Regions from separate parts of the Homo sapiens genome. Here region 2 is linked to region 1. Evidence: chromatin loops called from intact Hi-C (ENCODE). Cell type or tissue: natural killer cell. All regions are shown on one strand.

Region 1 (8,000 bases):
AATTAAAAATACCAATATCTAGACCTGTACAGGTTTTTTAATTCTCTGAGAAGGACCTGGATACTCTGGAGAATACAAATCTGTGAGGAATAATGAGTTGATTAATGTCAACTTTCCCAGTCCAGATTCGTCTAAAAGAAATAAGGGAAAATATCTGTTAAACTCACCCACTTTACCCAACCTTAAATATTCAACAGATGCTGTAATTGAACTTGCTTTATGCAAGTATTTCTTGGTGAGACAATGAAATGACATTAGAAAATATGCTACAAAGAATAAGTATCTTGTCCTCAGTTTCTTAGCTATCAAATTAAACTCACGTTTCCAAGGATTCTTTTCAGCCTTCTAATTATACCACTTATATTCATTAAAAGTAATGTATCTAATAATTACATTTTTAACAGTAATGTATTCCCAAAGAAAAAAGTCAGTCATTATTTAAAAATCCAAGTTGGATTATATATCACTGCTTCAGTGAAATAAAGTTTTTCTTTATTAATAGACAATAATGAATGAATAATAAACAAGAAATCATGCAGCTATAAAAAGCAAAAATCTGCTAATACAAAGAATAATTAATCACAATGAACATCTCTGTATAAAATTCAAAATCACAAAAAATACTTTCTAATTTCGCCGCCCATCAGCCTAAATATAAGGGTGATTCTCCACAAACCAGAATCCAAAAAAATCTTAGGTAATTACTTTTTCTACCACTTCTACTCAAGGTAGGAGGTAGACACGAAGGAAGCTAGGGCATGATTTCTACTCTGACCACATACTCTTTTTTGACTCTCCGTGTTTAGTCCAATATACATAGTCCAGTGTATAGTAATTATTACAAGTATACCAAAATATAAATGGCTTCAAGGTATATATAACCTAAGGTTAAAACAAATTATAAATCAGATTATGATAATTAACATGGCACAGAGTTAAAGTATTTATTGTTAATAACTCACTTAGCATAATAGGCATGTTTAGCCTAAGTAACTGGTGTCACAATATTTTTATGCCTAGGAGGAATTCTTTTTATATAGCTCTCAAAAGAGATAAGATTCTCTCCACGTGGTTTGGGCTTACTCCTTTGACTGAGAGCATGCCACTTTTTACTAGAGGTTGATGTATGACTCAACTTAGAGTTGAGGATGAAAAGTGGGGATCATAGCACCTGCCTATACCCTGGTACAGATCATATGATGTTGATTTATTTATTTGTGGAGTCAGGGTCTCGCTGTGTTGCCCAGGCTGGAGTGCAGTGGTACGATCATGGCTCACTGCAGCCTTGAACTCCTGGGTGTGGTGGTGCACACCTGTTGTCCCAGCAACTCTGGCAGGCTGAGGCAGGAGAATCGCTTGAACTCAGGAGGTGGAGGTTGCAGTGAGCCGAGATTATGCCACTACACTCCAGCCTGGAGACAAAGTAAGACTCCATCTCAGGAAAAAAAAAATTTAATTTAAAAAGTTCTAGTATCTAAAATGAGCAAAATCGCCAGGCATGGTGGGTCACACTTGTAATCCCAGCACTTTGGGATGCAGAAGTGGGTGGACCATCCGAAGTCAGAGGTTGAGACCAGCCTGCAGTGAGCCGAGATTGCACCACTGCACTCCAGCCTGGGAGACAGAGTGAGACTCCATTTCAAAAAAATTAGCCAAGCGTGGTAGCATGCACCTGTAGTCCTAGCTACCGGGGAGGCTGACAGGGAAGGATTCCTTGAGCCCGAAGGTCAAGGCTGCAGTGAGCCTTGTTTGCACCACCTCACTCCAACCTGGGCAAGACCCCATCTCAAAAAAGAAAAAAAAAACACAAAAACAAAAAACAAAACAGAACAGAACAGCATCACTTCCTTATCATTAGTTTGAAGGAAGTGAATTGCCTGTAAAATTTTCCATTTTCAAAAAAAGTATTAAAATATAGTGTAAAGCCAGTCACGATGGCTGTAATCTCAGCACTTTGGGAGGCTGAAATGGATTGCCCCTGGAGGTCAAGGCTGCAGCTGACCGATCCTCCTGCCTAAGCCCGGCAAGTAGCGGAGACTACAAGTGCGTGCCACCATGCCCAGCTAATTTTTTGTATTTTTGTAGAGACAGGGTTCCACCATGTTGCCCAAACTAGTCTGGAATTCCTGAGCTCAAGCGATCCACCTGCTTCCGCCACCGCCTCTGCCTCCCAAAATGCTGGGATTACGGGCGTGAGCCACCGGGCCTGGCACAATTACTTTCTTCAGTCTGAGCATGAGTGCTGGAAGAAAAGCTCTCACTTATATATAATTTTTTAGAGACAGAGTCTCCCTCTGTTACACGGGCTGGAGTGCAATGGCGCAATCTCAGCTCACTGTAACCTCAACCTCCAGTGCTTGATCGCTTATATAATCTCAGCTCACTGTAATCTCAACCTCCTGGGCTCGATCGCATATATATACACACATATATTTGTTTGTTTAGACGGAGTCTTGGTCTGTTGCCCAGGCTGGAGTGCAGTGGCGCGATCTCCGCTCACTGCAACCTCCGCATCCCGGGTTCAAACAATTCTCTGCCTCAGCCTCCCGAGTAGCTGGGATTACAGGCACCTGCCACCACGCCCGACTAATTTTTGTGTTTTTAGTAGAGACGGGGTTTCAGTGAAACCATGCTGGCCAGGCTGGTCTTGAACTCCTCTCCTCGCGATCCCGCCTCGACCTCCCAAAGTGCTGGGATTACAGGCGTGGGCCACCTCGCCCAGCCGACAGATTATATTTTCAAAAAGATGTTTTCTTTGTTTCCTAGCCCCTTCTACCCCGCTACAAAGTTTCAAAGACTTAATGCTATTACAAAGGGCCGTCAGAGGTCAAGCTCAGGGTTGCAGCTCCCTCATGCCGGGCAGCCTCAGAGGGGCCGACCCTACCCAGGATGAGCAGCGCCAGATAGCCGGGGACGCTCCCGGGGATCCACGGGCCCTGGCTGGGGGAGGCGTTGTGGGGCGCACGTACACAGGCTCAAGTGAGGCGAGTGGGCGGCCGGGGCTGCAGCTGGTGCTGGCCATTGAGGAGCTTCTGCGCGACAGTGCGATCGGTTGCACCTTCTGCGACAGGTGCCGGCCGGTTGGCGCGCAGCGCCTGCTAGCGCAGAGTCTGGCCCTTGCTGCGCCCGGCCCCGAAGACCGGGAAGTCGTAAAGCTCCTCATCGCAGCTTATGTGTGGCGGCGGCCGGGCCGAAGCCTAGCGACACAGAACTGCCAGCTCAGCAGCCGGTTACATCTCGCCCGGCAACCCATAGGCAGCGTCCGCTCATGCGCGCTCCTGGAAGACCCAGCAGCCCCGCCATGAGTTCCGATTGGCTCCGCGTGAGTGGCGGTCCCCTGTGACGTCGCAAGGGCGCGCCTTCCGCGGCGCCGCAAGGGCGCGCCTTCCGCGGCGCCGCAAGGGCGCGCCTTCCGCGGCGCCGCAAGGGCGCGCCTTCCGCGGCGCCGCAAGGGCGCGCCTTCCCCGGCGCCGCAAGGGCGCGCCTTCCCCGGCGCCGCACGGGCGCGCCTTCCCCGGCGCCGCACGGGCGCGCCTTCCCCGGCGCCGCAAGGGCGCGCCTTCGCCGACACCATAGAGGTGGGCCTTTGGCGAGTCACAGGCGCGGGTGTTCGGCTACGTCACTGGGGCGCTACGGTGCCTGGAGCTGGGCAGTCTTCTCGTCAGAGTGGGGACTGGTAAGAGCGACCTCACCGCCAGGTCCTGTGTGTTGCCGGCTGAAGAAGGGTAGCTGAAAAATTCAGACCCAGCACAGTGTTTATGTTGGTCAAAAATAGAAAACTATGTCTGCCGCGGCCGAGGCAGGAGGACCCTTCAGGCCAAGAGCAGCCTAGCAACATGGCGCAACCCCATCTCTGTAGTCCTACCTCAGCCCCCCAGCTACTTGAACCCAAAGGTTCAAGGCTCCAGTGAGCTATGATCCCACCACAGCATTCCAGCCTGCGAGATTGAGGTAAACCGTGTCTAAAAAAATTAAAAAAACTATCCAAGTGTGCAACAGGGAGGGACTGCTAAATAAAACATGAGGCTGGCTGGGCCCTACTGTAATCCCAGCACTTTGGGAGGCCAAAGCGGGAGGATGGATGGCTTGGGCTCAGGAGTTCGAGACCAGCCTGGGCAACATGACGAAACCCCGTCTCTACAAAAGATACAAAAATTAGCCGGGTGCTGTGTGCACCTGGCCTAATTTTTGTATTTTTTTCTAGAGATGGGGTGGGCGGGGGGTCTCGCTATGTTGCCCGGGCCAGTTTCGAACTCCTGAGTTGTAGCGATCTTCTCAGCTTGGCCATCAGAGTTGTCGGGATTACAGGCGTGAGGGACAGCGCCCCACCTGGGTTAGGCTACTTAATAACATAAGAAAGTGCTCCGCCAGGCTCAGTGGCTGACACTTGTAATCCCAACACTTTGGGAGGCCAAGGCAGGTGGATCACCTGAGGTCAGGAGTTGGAGACCAGCCTGGCCATGGTGAAACCCAGTCTCTACAAAAAATACAAAAATTAGCCGGCCGTGGTGGCGCATGCCTGTAGTCCCAGCTACTTGGGAGGCTGATAAAGGAGAATTACTTGAACCCGGGAGGCGGAGGTTGCATTGGGCTGAGATCGCACTACTGCACCCCAGCCTGGGCAACACAGCGAGACTCCAAAGTTTGACACCAGCCTGGGCAATGTAGTGACACCCTGTCTCTACAAAACAAACAAAAACCCAGGCATAACTGTGTCCACCTGTGGCCCTAGCTAGTTAGGAGGCTGAGGCAGGAGGATCACTTGAGTCCAGGAGCTCAAGGCTGCAGTGAGCTATGATAATCCCACTGCTTCCCATCCTGAGCAATAGAATGAAAGCATGTCTCTAGCTAGCTAGCTAGCTAGATAATTGATATGTAGTTTTGTATCAAATTTTTTCCCTAGATTTGAGCATGTTTTTCTAAAGTAGCATTCAACACATCAGCATTTTACAGTGTTATTATTTGTTAATATGATTATGTTTTTCTGAAATACAGTGTCCTTTACAAAAGCAGTTTTGTCGTTCAAAGCACATAGATAAGGCCCTCAAGTGAATTTGTCTGATGTTGGCGACCTTGGTACCATTTTGTCCACTTGATTGGAAAAGCCAGTCAATAATTTCAGGTCACTGTTGGCCTTAGAAGAAGAGCCCAAAGGCAACAAGCAAAGGCGCTGGTGTCCAGTCACCTTCTAGAAGCATTTTCACTTTCCCTTAAGGTTTCCCTTGATGAACATAGAAGTACTGTATGTAGAATTGACCCAGTGCTGCCCTGGCAACTTTGTATATTAGGCCAAATTTACATTTCTTACCTTTATGAGAGGCACCCTGGTAGGCTAGTGGAGTTACCCACAAAGTCTGATCTCAGCTGCACTGTCCAGAGATGCAACACGGTCCAATCAAATAACATTCTCTGAGCCCGTTTCTTTAGCTGTGAAAGAAGAATAACATACCCATCTAAAAAGGCAGCTTATTGTATTTGATTGGTCTTTTATTTTCTATGAAACTGTGTTTAACACAGTAATTATTTTCATTTGTGTACTACATTTGTGTTGTGTTTTTGGTTTTAGTTTTGTTTTTGAAATGGAGTCTTTTTTTTAGTGGTTTTTTGTTTTGTTTTGTTTTGTTTTTGAGATGGAGTCTTTCTGTTGTCACCCAGGCTAGAGTGCAGTGGCGTGATCTCCGCTCACTGCAACCTCCACCTCCCAGGTTCAAGTGATTCTCCTGCCTCAGCCTCCTGAGAAGCTGGGATTACAGGTGCCCACCACCACGCCCAGCTAATTTTTTAAATATATTTTTAGTAGAGATGGGGTTACAACATGTTGCCCAGGCTGGTCTCAAACTACTGACGTCAAGTGATCCACCCGCCTTGGCTTCCCAAAGTGCTGGGATTATAGGCATGAGCCACTGCGCCTGGCTTGTTTTAAAATAAGGGTTTCTTGGCTAGGCATGGTGGCTCACACCTGTAATCCCAGCACTTTGGGAGGCCAAGGTCAGTGGATCACCTGAGGTCAGGAGTTCGAGACCAGCCTGACCAATATGGAGAAACCCTGTCTCAACTGAAAATACAAAATTAGCCAGGCGTGGTGGTGCATGCCTGTAATCCCAGCTACTCAGGAGGCTGAGGAAGGAGAATTGCTTGAACCCGGGGGGCAGAGGTTGCAGTGAGCTGAGATCGCACCATTGCACTCCAGCCTGGGCAACGAGCAAAACTCTGTCTCAAAATAAAAAAAAAATTTCTTAAAATGATATTTTCAGTATTTTATAGATGATGTGTAAGCAGCAATCTTAATAGGATGTTACCCGACACTTTGCGAGACTGGCAGCTGATTTCATCCAGATGTCTCTAATTCTTTTTTCTTTTTCTTTTTCTTTTTCTTTTTCTGTTGTTGTTTTTTTTTTTGACAGAGCCTTGCTCCGTCCCCCATGCTGGAGTGCAGTGGCACGATCTCGGCTCACTGCAACCTCCACCTCCTGGGTTCAAGCAATTCTCCTGCCTCAGGCTCCCGAGTAGCTGGGATTACAGGTGCGCACCACCCTGCCCAGCTAATTTTTTGTATTTTTGGTAGAGACAGCATTTCACCATGTTGGCCAGGCTGGTCTCGAACTCCTGACCTTAGGTGATCTGCCTGCCTCGGCTTCCCAAAGTGTTAGGATTACAGGCGTCAGCCACTGTGCCTGGCCCAGATGTCTCTATTTCTAACATGAGATGTATTGCAGGATCATAGCAGAGTGAGTTGCTGATGTATCCAGAAGGAAACGAGCATGGAACTCTCATGACAGCTGTCCTGAGAAGTGTGTGTGTGCTGTGCTTGAATATCTCACTGCTCATTTATACACAGGCTTTCTGGTGACTGAGTTAACAGTATCTGTTTCATAAATAATGTAGCCCTCTTTCTTTCTTTCTCTCTCTCTTTTTTTTTTTTTTGAGACAGGGTCTTGCTCTGCTACCCACGCTGGAGTGCAATGGTGCAGTCTCAGCTCACCGCAACTTCAGCCTCCTGGGTTCAAGCGATTCTCCTGCCTCAGCCTCCCAAGTAGCTGGGATTACAGGCATGCGCCACCATGCCTGGCTAATTTTTTCTTTTTTTTTTTTTTGAGATGGAGTTTCGCGGTTGTTGCCCAGGCTGGAGTGCAATGGCACAATCTCGGCTCACCACAATCTTTGCCTTTCAGGTTCAAGGGATTCTCCTGCCTCAGCCTCCCGAGTAGCTGGGATTACAGACATGTGCCACCACACCCAGCTAATGTTGTAGTTTTAGTAGAGATGGGGTTTCTCTATGTTGGTTAGGCTGGTCTCAAACTCCTGACCTCAGGTGATCTACCCGCCTCGGCCTCTCAAAGTGCTGGGATCACAGGCATGAGCCATCACTCCTGGCCTAATTTTTGTATTTTTAGTAGAGAGAGGGTTTCACTCTGTTGGCCAGGCTGGTCTCGAATTCCTGACCTCAAGTTATCTGCCTGCCTCAGCCTCCCAAACTGTTGGAATTACAGGCGTGAACCACCATGCCTGGCCAGCTCTATTTCTTTAAGCCTACATGTTTTGCACTTGTTAAAAGTATTTGAACATACAATTACTCAGCTTCCCTTGTTTACGTGTGAATTTTGTATAATCTTAAATATTTTTTCCAATCTAAGCTTTATTTTATCCCGTTTCTTCTATATTTGTATAACTTTAGGCGGCTATCTTCATTGAAAGTTTTTTCTCAAAAGCCTTAAGATAGAACATAGTTCTTGGCAGCAATTTGAAAGTTATTTGAGGAGAAGGGGAGACTTACAATGATGATTCAAATGAAGGAAACTAAAAAGTAATGAAGCAAGGCAGAGGAAAAAGCAGTATTCACTTGAGTACATCCCAAAAGAATAACATTTCAAATGTAACTAGAAAAAAGTATGCTGAAGTTCGCAATACAGAAATAATTATTAATAAGATAGCTTTAAAGCCCTGCTCAGCTTTTGAATGTTGGGAATTGACCCAGAGGTGGCTGTAACCTAAGATGGTTC
Region 2 (8,000 bases), 47 kb before region 1:
GACTACCCGCACATGCACAAACCAAAAAAAAACTATGAAAACCAGAATTTAGACTCAGTCATTATACTAGAGATTAGAATGAAACGACCCCAAACAACCCATTTCTTACCTGGTCTCTGAGAATAAGTTTATACTTTTAGTTTTCTGAGAATACTTCTCAGAATATGTGAGTTTTCTGAGCACATTTTTCAGCACGGGGCATGGTAGATAAATCACAGGCCAAGGTTTGGCAGGGATAGATGGGATCATTGTGTACCCTATTGTTCTTCTGATTTCCAGGAGAACAGAATGAGCCCATGCAAAACATAAACTTACGATGATTAAAAAAAACACACCTATCCATTCACTCATCAATAAAAACATATTATGATGGTTATCAAGCTGTGTCCTATGAGTGATAAAATATTTGTAAAATATAAAATTAAATGGCATCTATTGTGAACTCTATTCTAGTCTCTCTGAGCACCTCTAGCAGTTCAGCCCATCTTTCAAAAGTCATAACACCTTGAAAGCAGCAACTTTAGTGGAGAAAAAGGAAGAAGAGAGCAGTTTCATCACTTGGCTTGAATGAAAATCTTGGGGAAAGGAGAGACAGACGGTCTTGCTCTGAAGCTGTCTGGACTTCACTTAATTCAGTCTGTCTTAGGCTGGCGGTCATCCCGAGACTGCGGTAATGCTGAGCCTCCACAGCCCAGGCCCTCTCCCTTCTTTATAGAAATGATTTTTTTTATGGGACAGCCACACAACCTGGTCTTCTTATTCCTCATCACCTCTGAGCTCTAGGACATTTTAAAATGAGTCTTTGGGTCTAGACTCTCACAATTAGGCTTAATTTTACTCCATGACTTTCAGAAAATGTTGTTAAATTGTGGTCTCTTTAGAACAGTTGAAAGTGGGATAAGCGTAGGAGCTGAGTTCGACCCCCATGATATAGAAATTTTATTGGCCGGGCGCGGTGGCTCACGCCTGTAATCCCAACAATTTGGGAGGCTGAGGCAGGCAGATCACTTGAGGTCAGGAGTTCAAGACCAGCCTGGCCAACACGATGAAACCCCACCTCTACTAAAAAAAATATACATATATATATATATATATACACATATATACACACACAAAAATTAGCTGAGTGTGGTGGTGTGTGCCTTTAGTCCCAGCTACTCGGGAGGCTGAGGCAGGAGAATTGCTTGAACCCGGGAAGCGGAGGTTACAGTGAGCCGAGATTGCGCCACTGCACTGCAGCCTGCTGACAGAGTAAGACTCTGTCTAAAAAAAAAAAAAAAAAAGTTTTATTTAGGAATCTAATGTTCTAATAACCAGATTTGTTCTTTCAATCTAATTTTCTTGATATAGGATAAATGATTACTAAGTAAGTTGGTATCATTAATCAAAACCTCTAGAATCAAAAGCCAATATAAATTATCTCAGTGTTTTATGGATCATTGCTGTTCATAAATAATTAAAACACTGAAAGAGGCCATTAAATAAAGTATGTTCAGTAGCGTTTGATGTATGATACACAGTTTTATTCTGCATGAGCTGGGGCTAGTGATGGTCCCATTACCAGTCTACTACAAATACAGAAACCTAGAGTAAGCATTAGAAACCTTTATAGCAGTTTTGTCACTGGAAGGAGGGCCTTGAGTGTGAGTCATCCAGGTTTTTGGCCATTTGGAACGAAAAGTTGGACAAAATGCACAAAGTAACAAAGGTGAAGCTGCGAAAGCAAAAGCAGGGATTTATTAAACTGAGAAAGCACTCCACAGGGTGGGAGTGGGCCTGAGCAAGTGGCTCAAGGGCCCAGTTACAAAGTTTTCTGGGTTTTAAATAGTTCTTTTGAGGTCCCTATGCGCTACCCCTTATCTGGATGAAGGATTTGGTTTATGGCTAAGTAAAGGCTGAGGTGAATTTGTGCCCTATGCAGATGATGGCATGGCCCATGCTTAGTGGTTGGCCCACAGCCAATCCAAGGCACTTTCCCTTTCCATCTGAGACACGGTGGAAGTGTGGCAGGCCACGTCTCACTAACAACTGTTTCAGTACTGACTAAGTGGTTAAATATTGAAAGCCAGTGCCCTTATACAAAGGCTGGGGTGTAACAAAAGCCCATTAAGAATTTTGCCTAGGCCTTTCCTGGGCCTCTTAAAGCATACAAAATAAAGAAAGAATTCTTAACAGGACCCCTTTAGGATTAAACAAGTTTTATTGTGGTCTGAAGAAACTCCCCAGGCCTCCACAAACAAGTTTATTGGGGGGTCTAAGAGAACTCCTCAAACCTCCACCACTTAGCAGGAGAGAATACAAGGATAATCACCCCAGCACCTGGACCCATTTAGGTTAAGTAAATTTACTGAGGCTCCAGAGGAAGGTTTTCAGGACTCAGACCTTAGTTACAGATTAAAAGAAGTTAATCACTTATGTCTTTAGATAAATGCACACTTACACGTAGACAGTTCGCTTAGAAGGTATATAAGCTCTGAAAAACTGTAATTTTGAGTTGGTCTGGCGATAATTTCCAGGCCTTCTCCCTGCAACCGGTTACAGAAATAAAAACTCTCTTCCTCCCCAGCTCATCTGCATCTCGTTATTGGGCCTTGAAAAATAGCAGCCCAACCCTCAGTTTGGTCTGGGAACAGAAGGTTGTAGGGAGAGTAGCCTTTGATCCTTTGCTACTGGGGAGTGGGGAGATGGGGTTTTTCCTTCTGGTTTAGCTTTAGGAAGTTGGTGTTAATTGGCCCTAGGCTCTCGGCCCCCAGACCCAGGTGTTTTCCTTTTGATCCAGCTTTGGGAAGCCAGCACCAACTGGTCTCAGATTCCCTACTTCCAGCCCTTGCTGTTTTTCCTTGATTGAGCTTTAGGAAGTCAGCACGAAGTGGCCTTAAGTACCCTGCCTCCAAACCCTATTCTGCCTCATTTTGGCAGAGTACTTTTATATGTCTTGGATCTAATAATAAAATATCGGGGCTTGTGTTTTGTATGCCTTTTGCTTTTCTTTTTCTAGCACTTTTTTTTTTTGTATTTTCTAAAAGCACCCATCTGGAATGGCTTGGAGACAAAAACAGGTCCTTTAGCACAGTTTGAGATGCACTGATACAGAAGGTTACAGCACATTCTCAGTACTTCGGCGAATGAAGTTCTGAGATTCTGGTTCCACGCCACATTCCAAGTTTTGAATACTGGTAATTTAGGTCTGATTCTACATAAAGTTCTTAATAAAATCAGTGCTCATTTTCTCAAATAAGTTTCTTTAGAGGAGGAGGTCTGGGATCAAAAGTTGGGCTGTGAAGTGGCACAATGCCTGGATCTGTACATCCAAAAAGGAGTGGAAAATTAGATAATAATCGCCCAACTTTGGCTCCTAGACCCAAACCTTTTCTCTAGAATGGGCACTGGTGCAAATACCGTGAGGCCTTCCTGCAATGAAGTGCCAATCTCAGGCGCCAGGGCACAGACCCAGTGCGTGTCACAGATCCTGTCCTGAGTGCTAGGCCGGGTGACGCCCCCACCAGGATTAAAGATCAGGGGTCCGCTGAGCCCTAGGAAGCAGTGACAGACACCTGCGCCAAGGCGGAGCGAGAAGAGCCTGGAATGGCTCCGGGCTTTGCGTCACGCAGCTCCGCCCCTCGGCCTATCTCACCCGACGCCGTCTCCGAGGGCAGGGAACGGTTGGCGGACTGAGATTGGAGGGATCAGCTCAGACTCGATGACGCAACGGGAGGCGGGGCGTGGCCGTACTCTGATTGGTGACGGGTGAGGCGGCCCGAAATCGTAGGACTTCCGAAAGCAGCGGCGGCGTTTGCTTCACTGCTTGGAAGTGTGAGTGCGCGAAGATGCGAAAGGTGGTTTTGATTACCGGGGCTAGCAGGTGAGGCTCCTTTGTGTTGGCAGAGGCGGCAGCGGATCAGGGGTCCGAGAGAGCAGGGGTCTGCGACCCTCCACGAACGGACCCCGGAAGCGCCCGCCCCTGGCTTTGCCTAGGTTCCCCGGAGTCTGCAGCAGGTGTGGGGCATGTCGGCCTCTTGAGGTGCTCAGTAACTGGTGCTTTGTATTAAACATGACAGTGAAAAGGAAAACTAGAGCATCAGTAAGTGATGAGTGTCGCAGTGATGATCCTGAGGTTATCAAGGCAATGGGGTACTCAGGCGGGCTCCGCCCCTTTTCCATCTTTGCCTACTGTTCGTATTTATCGTCAGTGCCCAATAGTTTGCTCCTGACCACGTGATCATGTCTTATACTCCAGGTGTTTTGTCTGTACAAGCCTTTTGCCTACAAATTTGGACACCCATGAACATTAGGACGGTGGAGAGAAAACAATCCCGTTTCATTTAGCTCAGTGCTAGAGAGCTAACATACTCTTCAGAAACCCAGAGAAAATTAATCTTTTCCTATGAAGGCATGGTTGGGGTGCAGAATAACCAGCTCATAATAATTCCAGGGTTGCTCGTTTAGTCTCTCAGCCTCTTCTGTTGCTTGTTTTACCTGTCATTTGCACTTCTGTGAAAAATGTGTGGAGGATGAAGCCAATCAAACCATTTTTCTACTAGTTGCATTTGACATTTTTAAATGATTAAGACAGAGGACATGTTAAACATTTAAGATTGATCCACTTTGAATTATTTAACCACATGCATATTAACTAAGCCAGCTTGGTAGGTGTCTGCATTTGGCAACTTTTTAGCATACCCTCTCAAGTGACTTTAACCGTTGATTGGTGCTTCTTATGTGGAAGGTACTGAGTAAGTCAGAATTGATTTTGTCTGTTCCTTTTACATACATTGTGATATGTGCAATTGTATATTAAATGCCTACTGTTCTCATGTGAGGACAAATAAATATTTTTGATGCTTTGTTGTTGGTGCTAATAGATTACTGATGGTTCCAGGCTCTTTTTGGGTTTTAACTATTAACATATTTGCCTGGAATCAACTTAAGTCTTGAAAGAGAACTTATTACCCAGCTTTTCATCGCTATCAGCCAGGCTGGTCTGACTGCTGTCACCACTCCTATGCGGTTTTACAATGCTGGTTTTGAAGTTCTTTGTTTCCAAGTGGTGTACTCATCTAATATTTAGTGTATTCCTACCTTCTACTTAATCATGTTGAGTTCTTTCTTTTTCTATTATTTAATCATAGTTGTTGAGAGGGATTTGTACATCCTGCCATGTTACTGATGCCTCATCCTGAAAGATTCATCTCTTCCTTTATCAGAGATTTCTGGTGCTCCTTATGGTGTTTATGATACCAATAGGTGGTAGAGCCCTTGCCCCTGAGGAGCCTAGAGAGCAAAGTCAAAATGCACATAGGAAACAGCTAATAAGATGCTCTTTTGAGCCCTTACTGGTGATATATTAAATCATTTTCATGAGTGGCATAATAAGTACAAAATGAAAACCACTGGCAGGATAAAGCCCAGTAGTAGAAAAACTAAAGAACAATTCTTGTTTTCAGTCCAGTTATTTTGTCACTGAAGTTTTTCAAAACGAGAAAAACACAAACTAGGCTGTGTCTCAAGCAAGTGACTATTGGAGTGTAGGATTCCTCCCTTCTTAAATAATTGTTGAGTCTTTTCTTTCTATCTGGGCTTCTCATTGGAGGTCAAGTTGACACAGTTTTCTGAACCAGAGAGAAATGCCTCTACCTGATGCCATCCCAGATAACCCACATCTTGTGTCTGAATTGTCCTCCCAGTGGCATTGGCCTGGCCCTCTGCAAGCGGCTGCTGGCGGAAGATGATGAGCTTCATCTGTGTTTGGCGTGCAGGAATATGAGCAAGGCAGAAGCTGTCTGTGCTGCTCTGCTGGCCTCTCACCCCACTGCTGAGGTCACCATTGTCCAGGTGGATGTCAGCAACCTGCAGTCATTCTTCCGGGCCTCCAAGGAACTTAAGCAAAGGTATATCTCTTGCTGATGGATTTTTTTTTTCTCGTGTGATTGTGCAGCATAACACTTAATAAAATAAGAGAGGAAAGAAAAACCTAAAAAGAAACAGGTGCGGTGTAAGCAGTTATGTTGAAGAAGTCTGTATAGGGTGACCCACTGTGTCTCAGTACCACGTTTTCTTTCTTTCTTTTTTTTTTTTTAAAGAGATAGAGTCTTGCTCTGTTGCCCAGGCTGGAGTGCAATGGCGTGATCTCGGCTCACTTCAACCTCTGCCTCCTGGGTTCAAGTGATTCTCCTGCCTCCACCTCCTGAGTAGCTGGGATTACAGACATGCGCCACCATGCCTGGTTAATTTTTGTATTTTTAGTAGAGATGGGGTTTTACCATGTTGGTCAGGCTGGTTTCGAACCCGTGACCTCGTGATCCACCCACCTCGGCCTCCCAAAGTGCTGGGATTACAGGCGTCAGCCATTGCGCCTGGCCAGTACCACATTTTCAATCTCAATCATGATCATAATTATTTCATGGAGACTAATTTATAAGTACATCCTGATGTGTGATCAGTTGGTGCTGGGATTACAGGCATGAGCCATTGCACCCAGCCAGTACCACATTTTCAGTCTCAATCACGATCATAATTATTTCATGGAGACTAAGTTATGAGTACATCCTGATACATATCGATCAGTTGGTGCTGGGATTACAGGTGTGAGCCATTGCACTTGGCCAGTACCACATTTTCAATCTCAACCATGATCGTAATTATTTCATGGAGACTAATTTGTAAGTACATCCTGGTGTGTGATCAGTTGCACTGCCTTACGTTAAGGTAACTCCTTTGACATTTGAATTCATTTTTTACATCTTTCTTCACATAATGAATTCATTAAGTAGATAAGGCAAGTAGTGAGTGACATTTAACAAGTGAAGAAACTGAGACACAGAAATAAGGGTAATATGCCTGGGAAGGTCATCCAGTCTTATATTAGTTGGGTGGGTCCAAGACCCCAGGGCTTCTCCCTGCTTCCTAAGGAGTATTTTTTTTCCCTAGGCCAGTAAAGATTTGTTCACACCTTCACAGTAATTGGCATGTAATAGACATTTGATCAGTAGTTGGTATATGAAGGAATAGAGTCCTCAGATGTATAACTCCCCTGAAAGTGAACACAAAATTGCATGTAGGTGCACAATGCATTTTTTGGGCAGAGAGGGCTTTTTATTTATTTATTTGTTTTTAAATTGTAAGAGGAATTTATGATGAAAAAAGTCCAAGAACCCTGCACTAGTCTATGCTGCCCTAGGGCTATCTGGAATAATTAATTTTCAAATATTGAGGCACTTAAGAGACAAAGAACTACCTTGTTTCCTTGGACAGTAAAATGAAATGGGTAGAAACAAGGAAGGCCTTCTTGATGAAGACGTTTGCTGAATAAAAATACTTCGTATTTTATGTGAATTGATAATCATTTGCATTTGCCTGTTCCAAATGCACAAGTTACAAAGTGAAAGCTAGTTTTCTTCACTCCAGCTCTTCTCAGTGTGGCCTTAGTCCTTTGTAAATGTGGTTTCTCTCTCCAGTATTGCTGAGCTATTAGAGTTTTCTACCGCATCTTAAAGAAAAAAAAAAAAAAAAAACCTGAGGAGATTTTCTAGGTTCTGTTTTCACATAAATTTTGATATATTCCATATCCCCGACTCCTCCATAACTTAAGCATCTCCAGGGCTGTGAAACTGTATACTGAATGTCCTTATGGAGATAAAAACCATGAAGTTGAGAGAAGTTATGAGTTTTAAATCATGTTTACAGGCATTCTTTTCCCAAACTTTCTTAGCCAGCTGGCTTCTTACCTGCTTTGTTTAGATTTTGTTATATTTTCTTATTTGGAAGAAAAGAACCTTCATTTCCCAGTTAATAATATCCCATTCCGATGCAGTTTACTTTTGAGACCCAAAGTTTTAACATTTATAGTACTGACTATTCCCAAATGCCTTCAAAGGTTCAAGATATTCGGTACTTTATCGCAAGTTTAGTAATTTAGTATTTCGTAAGATATTTAGCAACTTAGCACAGATTCAAGGCAGTGAGGCTGTGGGGCAGAAGGGAGCACTTCAGGTGATAAGTGA

Evidence for each region. Peaks named below come from ENCODE experiments on the same cell type or tissue, not always from the same donor. Only the 100,000 strongest peaks of a DNase experiment are listed, where the experiment ranks them.
Region 2: it touches region 1 in a loop (6-fold over the local background); 3 of 110 quality-filtered maps call a loop at or near these places.

The regions. Positions count from the first base shown.
Region 1 is chr10:38,399,600-38,407,599 of GRCh38, forward strand. LOC101929540 (a long non-coding RNA gene) reads left to right here and starts at 3,566. Exons shown (of 10, transcript XR_007062122.1): 1 at 3,566-3,951. It also overlaps the pseudogene SEPTIN7P9. RefSeq lists enhancers at 2,468-3,339, 3,340-4,211, 3,655-3,904. In natural killer cell, no CTCF peak of the experiment used is centred here; DNase peaks (open chromatin) are centred at 3,302, 3,572 and 3,860; H3K4me3 peaks cover 1,524 bases; H3K27ac peaks cover 1,882 bases.
Region 2 is chr10:38,352,628-38,360,627 of GRCh38, forward strand. It overlaps the pseudogene HSD17B7P2. Among named protein-coding and RNA genes, the nearest start is that of LINC00999, 72 kb to the right of the region's middle. RefSeq lists an enhancer at 3,410-3,967. In natural killer cell, no CTCF peak of the experiment used is centred here; DNase peaks (open chromatin) are centred at 3,536, 3,815 and 4,231; H3K4me3 peaks cover 1,318 bases; H3K27ac peaks cover 1,447 bases.